Linked DNA regions of Homo sapiens: regions 1 and 3 are each linked to region 2. Evidence: chromatin contacts called from ENCODE Hi-C or POLR2A ChIA-PET data. All regions are on one chromosome and are shown on one strand. Each heading gives the region's core, a stretch centred on a gene start or an enhancer-like site at or near the end of the contact. The rest is flanking DNA. Distances are from core to core; before and after follow the strand shown.

What was found. A loop is a pair of places that touch in the nucleus more often than their neighbours do. ChIA-PET counts read pairs that join two places held with the same protein, here RNA polymerase II (POLR2A). Pooled maps may share reads with other maps.
Region 1: a pooled map shows a loop between it and region 2 (5-fold over the local background). The contact joins the enhancer-like site here to the promoter of ZNF333 in region 2. A Hi-C loop is called at or near these places in 1 of 50 pooled maps. POLR2A ChIA-PET finds 5 or more read pairs at or near these places in 2 of 52 experiments (CD8-positive, alpha-beta T cell and activated T-cell).
Region 3: a loop to region 2 is called in a map of CD8-positive, alpha-beta T cell, with 19 times the contacts of the local background. The contact joins the promoter of SMIM7 here to the promoter of ZNF333 in region 2. A Hi-C loop is called at or near these places in 1 of 168 maps with a recorded cell type or tissue (CD8-positive, alpha-beta T cell) and 6 of 50 pooled maps. POLR2A ChIA-PET finds 5 or more read pairs at or near these places in 2 of 52 experiments (activated T-cell and naive thymus-derived CD8-positive, alpha-beta T cell).

Annotation. Positions count from the first base shown.
Region 1 is chr19:13,206,460-13,209,545 of GRCh38, forward strand. It overlaps CACNA1A (calcium voltage-gated channel subunit alpha1 A), which reads right to left. Exons shown (of 47, transcript NM_001127222.2): 45 at 2,853-3,039; 46 at 2,297-2,550; 47 at 1-1,594. The coding sequence ends at 854. Among named protein-coding and RNA genes, the nearest start is that of IER2, 58 kb to the left of the region's middle. RefSeq lists enhancers at 1,781-2,050, 2,357-3,086 and silencers at 2,051-2,100, 2,181-2,370. Within about 2 kb of position 1,837, at least 24 of the 41 ENCODE cell types and tissues checked have a DNase peak (open chromatin) inside an H3K27ac peak, as active enhancers do; they include CD8-positive, alpha-beta T cell, where a contact is called at or near this core.
Region 2 is chr19:14,688,333-14,691,338 of GRCh38, forward strand. ZNF333 (zinc finger protein 333) reads left to right here and starts at 1,716. Exons shown (of 12, transcript NM_032433.4): 1 at 1,716-1,818. RefSeq lists silencers at 1,310-1,359, 1,690-2,059.
Region 3 is chr19:16,658,467-16,661,393 of GRCh38, forward strand. SMIM7 (small integral membrane protein 7) reads right to left here and starts at 1,678. Exons shown (of 5, transcript NM_024104.4): 1 at 1,619-1,678; 2 at 1,493-1,534; 3 at 929-981. The coding sequence starts at 1,644. TMEM38A (transmembrane protein 38A) reads left to right here and starts at 2,673. Exons shown (of 6, transcript NM_024074.4): 1 at 2,673-2,875. The coding sequence starts at 2,752. RefSeq lists silencers at 2,271-2,470, 2,491-2,740.

The sequences.
Region 1 (3,086 bases), core at 587-3,086, 1.5 Mb before region 2:
TATTTTTTTTTTCTTTTTGAATGTCATGCAATAATTCACAGTCCCAAGCCCACGGTTTTCAAACAAGGTAGGAAAAAAGGAAAAAAGAAGCAAAGGAATCGGTGGTGATGGTGGGTTTTTCTTCTTCTTTTGTTGTTTCAAGCAGGACCAAATGTCAGAAAAAAATGCCTCTTTTCTCAATCATTAATTTTTTTGTCCTTTTTAAAATTGTTTATTGTTATTATTATTTTTTTAAATTGATTTCTGCAGGCAGTAATAGTAGGGTTTGGTATAACCGGCAAGCACTCTTGTGTGTGTCTGAGAACGTGTGTGGGTGTGAGTGTGTCTGGTGGTGGGTGTAGGGCACTGGGATTCTGGTTCCTTCTGGCTTCTTTGCCGCACTCGGCCACCAGCTGTCTTCATCAGGGAAAGGAAAGATTCAATTGAGATGATAAAACTCATCAATAGAAGCTATTTTTTTCTCCCCGTTTTTTCTTTTAAAAATGTTTTTTTTTTTTTTTTTTTTTTTTTTTTTCATGTTCCCCAAAGTTCTCCAAAAATGGCTGAGTTAATTCAAATCCCTTGGCTGTGTGGTTTGTCTGCTCCCTGCCTCCCACCCGAGAGCCCCTGTCGTGGGTGGGGGGATCGGGGCTGGTTGGGGGGCGCCGTGGCTGCCCAGGAGGGTCTCTTTTGGCCGAGGGTCTCTGCGGGACACCCTTGTGGCCCAGCCCTGGCCTCTCCAGAGTCTGGGGTCTCCCGGCTGGCCCTCTCCCGGGCCCTCTGTGCTGGGCCCCCGCGGCCTCTGCGCGGCTCCTCGGGTGGGGTGTGTGCGTGGGGTGCGTGGGGGGCCGGGCGGGCGCCACCTCGCCCGGGCTTAGCACCAATCATCGTCACTCTCGCTGTAGGGTTCGTGCAGGCCCTTCCTGGAGCCCGGCCCGCGGGGCCTGGCCAGTCCGTGCGCCGGGTAGTAGCCGTTGGGGAGTCGCCGGCCGTGCCGAGAAGGCGAGGCGCAGGCCGGGCCCGAGGCCCGGGGAGTCCTGGGCGAGCGCCCGGTGGCGCCCGAGGACGCGTGTCGTACGGGGGGTGGCGCGTCGTAGGCCCCGGCCATGGCCTCCTCGCCGCCCCCGCTGCCCGGGCCATCGGCCTCGTCGTAGTCGGAGCCCCGGTAGTAGCCATGGTGCCGGGGACCCGGGGGCCCCTCGGACACGTGCGGGCCAGATGCCGGCCACCGGGCCCCGCCGTGTCGACAGGCCCTGGGGGACTCGCTCCGGGCCGGGCCTGGGACCCGCCTCTCCATCCTGGGCGAGCGGCCGCTGCTGTGGCCCCCCGTGGGCGGCCGATCTCCGGCCAGAGGCTCGGCCGTGGGGCCTGGGTACCTCCGAGGGCCGCTGGTGGCCGCCCGGCCCGGCCTGGCCACCGCCTGCTGCTGCTGCTGCTGCTGCTGCTGCTGCTGCTGCTGCGGGGGCCCCGAGCCGCCGGCCTTACGGATCACAGGGGAATAGGACACGTGTGGCCGGGGGGTGGAGGGGGTCTGGGGGAGCTGGCGGCGGCCCCGCCGCGGAGTGCTGGTACCAGATGTTGAGGGGGCTGGGCTTCCACTTACGGAACTACTGCCCTACACGAAAATTGAAACAAAGGAAATCAAAAAAAAAGATACAACAAAATCAAAGGAGACACGGGATTGGGAGGAAGAGAGGGGAGCGAAGGGAGAGGGGCCGGGAGGAGAGGGAGGAGGGGGAGGGGGAGGAGGAGGAGGAGGAGGAGAGGGGGGACACAGGACATTGAATGGAAAAAAGCAACAGCCACAGGGAGGAGGGAGGGGAGGAGGGGGAGTGAGACAGGGAGGGGAGGAGTCGAAAACCAACACAACAAAGTGAAAAGAGAAATGAGAAATGGAGTTTTGTAAGTTTCGGGGTTAAAAATAGCAGAAGTTTCAAAAATTACTCACAGGCGTCCAGAGGACAGAAATCATAATTGAAACAAAAACAGAAGCCGGGTTAAAGGAAAGTGAAAGGTCGGGCGGCACGGCCCAGAACTCAAATATGATCCACAACCGAGGAGCAAGCAGCTGCGGGCGGCGGGGAGGGGGCGGCGGGTGGGCAAGGGGGCTGGGGGGACAGCATAGGCAGCTGGTGTGGTGGGGATCCGTGTCCGCTCCGGCCGCCGGGCACCCCGGTGGCTTGGGGGCAGGATGGGAGGTGGTCACAGCCGGGATCCGGGGACCTTTGCCTAGAGTGGCTGTTGGATGGGGTATCCCCTTCTCTCCTCCCCGCCTCCCGGCCGAGCCCAGCCTGGGGTCACTTGCAGCCGCACCCACCTGCCGGTGCGCCATGTGCTCTCGGCCCTCGCTGGGCGAGCGGGACCAGCGCTGGTCCCGAGCCCGTGCCCGGCCGTGGTCCGGCCGTTCCTGGGCATAGCGGTCCTTGTCGGGGGGCGGGGGATGGTGGTGGTGGTGGTGGTGGTGGTGGTGCTGTCGATGCTTCCGATCCTTGGGCCGGCCCCGCTCCTGGTCCCGCTCCTTCGACGGCAGGTCCCCGGATTGGGTGGTCATGCTCAGGTCTGTCCCCAAGCCTGGGCCGGGTGAGGGTCAGACAGACACACAGGTGGTCGTGAGGGAGAGGTGGGGCAGATGCACACACAGGAGGCCACCTGGAAGGTGTGGGGGCCCTAGAGATCCCCTGAACCGAGGCAGGTCAGTGGGTTGGGGGGAGGGGGTAGTACCCAGGTTCCTGCAGCTGCTGCCTGGCCCCCTCTGTCCCCTCTCCATGGAGGCCTCTCCCTTTCTTCTTCCTTAGTGTCTCCTCCGCCCTGCCTTCTCCTCCCCTCTCCTCTCCTCTGTTCTGCTTGTCCCTGAGCACCACAGGGCTGCCCACCTGTGTCCACATCGGTGTAGCGGCCCAGGGAGCGCTCAGAGGCGCGGTGGCTGCGGTCGCGGCGCCGCTGGTGGTGCCGCTGGTTCTCCTCGGGCGGGACCCGCTCCAGCGAGTAATCGTCCAGGCGTCGGGCCTTGGGGCCCAGCACGGAGGCTGAACGCTTCATGGGGCTGGTGTCTGAGATGGTCTGGGGGAGGGGACAGGCCGGTGGGCTGGGGTCAGCAGCTAGCACCA
Region 2 (3,006 bases), core at 466-2,965:
ACCCTCCACCTCCTGGGTTCAAGCAATTCTCCTGCCTCAGCCTCCCGAATAGCTGGGATTACAGGCGCATGCCACCATGCCCAGCTAATTTTTGTATTACTAGTAGAGACTGGGGGTTTCATCATGTTGGCCAGGCTGGTCTCGAACTCCTGACCTCAAGTGATCCACCAGCGTCGGCCTCCAAAGTCTTGGGATTGCAGGCGTAAGCCACCGCGCCCGGTCTTTTCATATTTTTAAAACCTTTTTAAATGTGAGTAATGTGTTGCACTGCAACATTGTGACAGTTACAACATCACTAGGTGATAAGAAATTTTCAGCTCCATTATAACCTTATGGGATCACAACTGTGTATGTGTTTCGTGGTTGACCAAAACCTTGTTATGTGGTGCATGACTGCACATGTGCTTGATATATAAAGAATACCAGGGAACTAGTGACAGTGGTTGTTTCAGGGGAGGAAAATTTAGGAATAGAGTGAGCCTCCCGTTTGAACTTTTCCCATAGGTATGTACTATGTATACTACATAATAAATAGTTTTTAAAAAGTCAGATCTATGTCTTAGATTCACACATCTTATTTTTAGTGAGAAGGGCAAGCTGTAGAAGAAACAAAAATACATCGTCCTATTTTTAGAATAAAGACAGTTAGTTGACCCGTGAACACCAAGGGTTTGAACTGTGGCTATCCCCTTATAGGTAGATTTTTTTCTACCTTTGTCCTCCTTGGGACAGCAAGACAAACCCCTCCCTTTCCTCAGCCTACTCAGGGTGAAGCTGACGATGAAGACGTTTATTTATGATCTTTACGATCACTTCCACGTAACGAAGAGTAAATATATTTTCTCTTCTTCATGATTTTCTTAATAACACTTTCTTTTCTCTGAGCTTAGTTTATTTTAAGAATATGGCATATAATATACAAAATATGTGTTAACTAACTTTATGTTATTGGTAAAGCTTCTGGTTAACAGTAGTCTATTAGTAGGTAGGTTTTGGGGGAGTCAAAAGAAGTGAATTTTCCACTGCACAGGGTGGCGCCCCAACTCCCGTTGCCTAAGGGTCAGCCGTATAAAAATATACAAAAACAATCTTAAGTATGGGTATATTTTTGTAGGGGATTGGATTAAGCCCATGGATAAAGGTGGAAGGGGTTGGGGAAAAGGAAGGAGAAAAGGGTAAGTTAAATATTGAGCATCCCTAAAGAGACCCGGGGAGGGGTCGGGTGTGCCCCTCTCAACCCTTGAAGCCCAGGTCCCCTCATCCCGCCTTCCGAATGCAAGTTCAGCTCCCATTCCCACCCCAAGCACAAGCCCCGCCCCATTTTTGCCCCTGAGGCGCACGACCCGCCCCTACTACCACCCTGCAAACCAAGGCCCCGCCCACTCCGCCATTGGGGTGCAAGCCCCGCCCATCAGCCATCGGAGGGCAAGCCACACTCCACCCCGCCCCCGCGCACAGGCCCCGCCCCACTTTTGCCCCGGGACCTAAGCCCCACCCCTATCCCTGTCTCTCGGACATAGGCTCCGCCCCCAGCACCACCCTCCATGCTCTGTGGGACCCCACTCCAGAGCCTAACCTCATCCCCCGGGTAAGAATACTAGAATTTCTCCTTGGAGGCTAAAGAAGACGTTAGTTTCTCTGCCGCCGCCTAAGGCTACCCTGGCCACAACAGCCTGAGCCACAGCCACTTCCGTTCCCGGCGGCCCCGAGACCGGAAGCGGAAGTGCGCGCGGCGGCGGCCGACGGCGGCTGAGCTGTGCTGCGCGGCGCGGCGCGGTGCGGCACGGCACGGTGGGAGTGTCTCCGGCTGGCTTGCAGGTGTGGCCCGGCCCCTCGGGAGGGCGGGGAGGGCGGGGAGGGCTCGGCTGGCGCGGGGAGGGACTGGAGGGCCTAGAACAGCTCCGCCTGTGTGAGGGGTTTCCTCCCTGCGATCAGCCGGTGGCCGGCGTGAGGCCCACACAGTCAGGGCCTCGCATCTGGGCGCCCGCCGCCCGGTCTCTCGCTCTCAGGTACCCCCCGTCCGGGCAGACAGGGCTGTCATCCTGTCAAAAGGGAAATCCCAAACAGTCCAGGTCCCACAGCTCAGAAATGTGGTGACACCGGCCCCAGCTCTCACCTGTCCTTCCCAATTTTTAGGGAAAGTGCATAAAGACGGCCCTACCTTGCCTACAGTATGCAAGATAACTGCGAATTAGTAATTCACGTTTTATTTGATATGATACTTAATATTATCTAGCTTTGCAACTGGAAAGTGAGGTCTGGGTCCACATGTGCAAACTGGTTTAATTGATTGGCCAAATTTACTTAAAAAATTGAATGCATCCTCCATTAAGGAATGAATTAGATGACGAGAGATTTCTTTTGGAGACTGACAATTTGAAGTCTTTTAGCTTAATATCTGTTAGCTTGGCTTTGCATCTCTTCCTTTTCCATAACTTTTTCTTTCTTCTTTTTTTTCTTTCTCATAAGAAAGCTTTTGGCCAGGCTTGGTGGCTCACTCCTATAATCCCAGCACTTTGGGAGGCCGAGGCGGGTGGATCACCTGAGGTCAGGAGTTTGAGACCAGCCTGGCCAACATGGTGAAACCCTGTCTTTACTAAAAATACACAAATTAGCCGAGCGTAGTGGTGGGCGCCTGTAATCCCAACTACTCGGGAGGCTGAGGCAGGAGAATCGCTTGAACCCCAGAGGCGGAGGTTGCAGTGAGCTGAGATTGTGCCACTGCACTCCAGCCTGGGTGACAGAGCAAGACTCCATCTCAAAAACAAAAACAACAACAAAAGGAGGAGTTCTTAATTTTTTTTGTTTTTGTTTTTCTTTATTTTCTATGTTTGAGACGACTTTTACTTCTGCTGTGGGCATCAAGTTTCTCACTGTTAGGTTAAGAAAAGCCGTTTCTCAGTTATTTCACAAATATTATTATCAAGAAAACCTAAGACTGTTATTCAGATCTTTTCAAGTTGGCTCCAGTCCTTCCCCCAAGCATGTGAATCACAGAGCTTCAAA
Region 3 (2,927 bases), core at 428-2,927, 2.0 Mb after region 2:
GATGATAGACATATGAAGGGGTTAGGGCTGGGATGAGGCAGAGTCTACAGGCCCCACCTCCTCAGAGTCCTTCTCAACTACACTCAATAGATGCAAACAGCTCTCCTGAATCTTGAGTTGCAGAATGTTCCAATTTTTCAAGAAAAATCAGACATCTTAATTTTTATATAAAATCTCCTGATTAAAAATCTAATGTTGGCATCTAATTTTAAAAGTGGCAGGTCTGCAGCACTCTGAAAGCAACAGCTATGTGTGAGGTTGTTCATTCATTCATTCACAGGCATCGGAGGACGGGTACGGCAAGAACAAAGGATGGGACAAGCCAAGCTAGGGCCTCTTCTCTGAAGTTTACAGTCATATGTGAGGGGCAGACATTAGCCAGATGACAGCAAACATAACAGAACATTATAACGGTAGGAAGTGATGTGAGTGCTCACATCAGGGAGGTCTGGTAGGAGAAAGAAATAGATGACAGAGGTAGGCAGAAAGGCTAGCACATTCTCAGTCATCTCCCACTCACACACACGCTCAATTAAAGAGAAAACTTGTGGCTCACGCCTGTAATCCCAGCTCTTCGGGAGGCCAAGGCAGGGATCACTTGAACCCAGGAGTTCGAGACCGGCCTGGGCAACGTGGAGAAACCCCATCTCTACAAAAAATACAAAATTTAGCCTGGCATGGTGGCACACACCTGTAATCCCAGCTACTAAGGGGGCTGAGGTGGAAGGATCACTTTAGCTCAGGAGGTCGAGTCTGCAGTGAGCCATGATCGCACCACTGCACTCCAACCTGGACAACAGAGCAAGACCTTGTGTCAAAAAAAAAAAAAAAAAAAAAAGAGAAAGAAAGAAAACGAAGGTAGGGCTTGGCGAAACAGAACTGTCCTCTGAAGTGGACCATGCAATTCCAGGATCCAATTAGACCTTACCTGTGCTGGGCTCCCTGGACTCCTCCCCAAAGCCCTGCGTGTCCTTCTTTTTCCTACAAAGAGGAGCAGACAGTGTCCACTTTCAATGGGACATAGAGTCCTCAGCCCCCTGACCCCCAGCTCAGAAGGCCACAAACACTAAGTTTCAGCCCTGGCCCTGCCGCAAACTTGCTGTGTGACCTCTGACGTTCAATACCCTTCTCTGGGCCCCCACTGCCCGGACAATCACAGCCAGGTCAGCAGCCACCGACCGTTTACAAAGTGGCCCGACAGTGCGGGTGCAGGGCGGAAGGTCCGCGGTGGGGCTATTTCTTGGGGGATGGGGCTTAAGCTCTCCAGGAAGGTGAACAGAGGGACAACCAAGGAACGGAGAGTATGGGTTTAAGGTCTCTCGGGGGGTGGGGGGCGAGGAAGATAAACCAGGCTGGAGGCGTGCCCAGAGGGCGGATAGGGCGGGGCCTGCGGCTTGGGGGCGGGGCCTGAGAAGTGCGCCGAGATCACGCTTATGAGGGCGGGGCTACGGGTTCCCCGGATGGAGCCGCAGTCCGGCCGCGACCTACTCACAGCTTAAAGTTCAGCACCGCCCCGGCATTCATCAGCAACGTCCTGCAGAGGGAGAATTACAGTTACTAGGGGCGCCCCCGCGTCCTGCCTGGCTCTCTCTTCCCAGCCTCTGGTCCCCCTAATTACCCGAACAGCAGGATGTCTCCGATCATCGTTACGGCCGAAGCGTCCGTCAGAACCGGAAGCGGAAGCCCCAGGGAGGGAGGGGAGAGGAGCACAAGCCGACCAATCCTAAAGCAACAGTGGCGAGGGCTGGGCCAATCGAAGGTCAAGGCTGGGAGGGTCCCGCCCTCTGCAGGCCAGACCCCCTTAGGGGAGCGCGAGCGCCCCACCTCGCTGGGGAGGCCCCGAGAGCCAGAATGGGAGGAGCGGGGTCTCCTGGGGGCGGGATTGGGTCACGCGTTCGAAGCGTGCCGCGCATGCGTGAGGTCTCGATGCCGTAGGGTTAGCTGGGCAGCAATTCCTACTCACTTTCTGGGGTCCCAAATTGGGCTTCTGGACAAAAGGAATCCTTTGACTCCTGAGCTGCACAGGGTGCGGGGTCCTGACGCAGTGGGGTCCCTAGAAACGGGTGCCCCAACCAACTGGGCTCTAAAATGAGATCCTCCTGGGCCCCATGGGGAACGGGGGTTCCCACTGAGCTGCCCCCCACAAGACGTCCTGATTTGCAGAGCCCCACCGGAGACGGGGTTCCTGATCGAACGGACCCTATGGGGCAGAAAAGTCTTGACGGGGCTCCACAGAGGACCGAGGTCCTAACCTATCTCCACGGGGAACAGGGGTTCTGATTCATGGGGTCCCACCATGGCGTAGGGGTCCTCACTGGGCTCCACCGAAGATCGGGGTCCTAATTGAGCCCACGGGGACAAAGTCCTGGCCGATCCGGCCCCCTGGGAACGGGCGTCCCGCGTGGGTGGGCTCCGTGAGGGACGGGCCCCCAGAACAGGCAGCTCCCCAGCCTCCCTCGCCTTGCACGGGTGCCCCGCACCCCGCCTCGCTGGGCGGAACGGGGTAGCGATGGCAGGAGGGTCAACGCCTGGGACGCCCGACCGTCCAGCTGCGTCCGTGGTGCTGGGCGTCCCCACCACCTGTCCCGGGGTGGGCCGTCGCCCCTCCTCTCCCGCGGGGGCCGGGCCTGGGGTGGCGCCTGGCGGGCGGGGGCGGGCCCAGCTGCGGGGGCGCAGTCGCCGGGCCGCGGGCGGCGGGACGGACGAGGCCGGGGCCCCGGGTGGCACCCGGCAGGCGGGCAGGCGGGCGCCATGGAGCTGCTCTCGGCGCTGAGCCTGGGCGAACTGGCGCTCAGCTTCTCGCGGGTGCCGCTCTTCCCCGTCTTCGACCTCAGTTACTTCATCGTCTCCATCCTCTACCTCAAGTATGAGCCAGGTGAGCCGGGGCGGGGGGCTGGAGGGGACCGGCAGCGGGTGGCGCGGGCCGG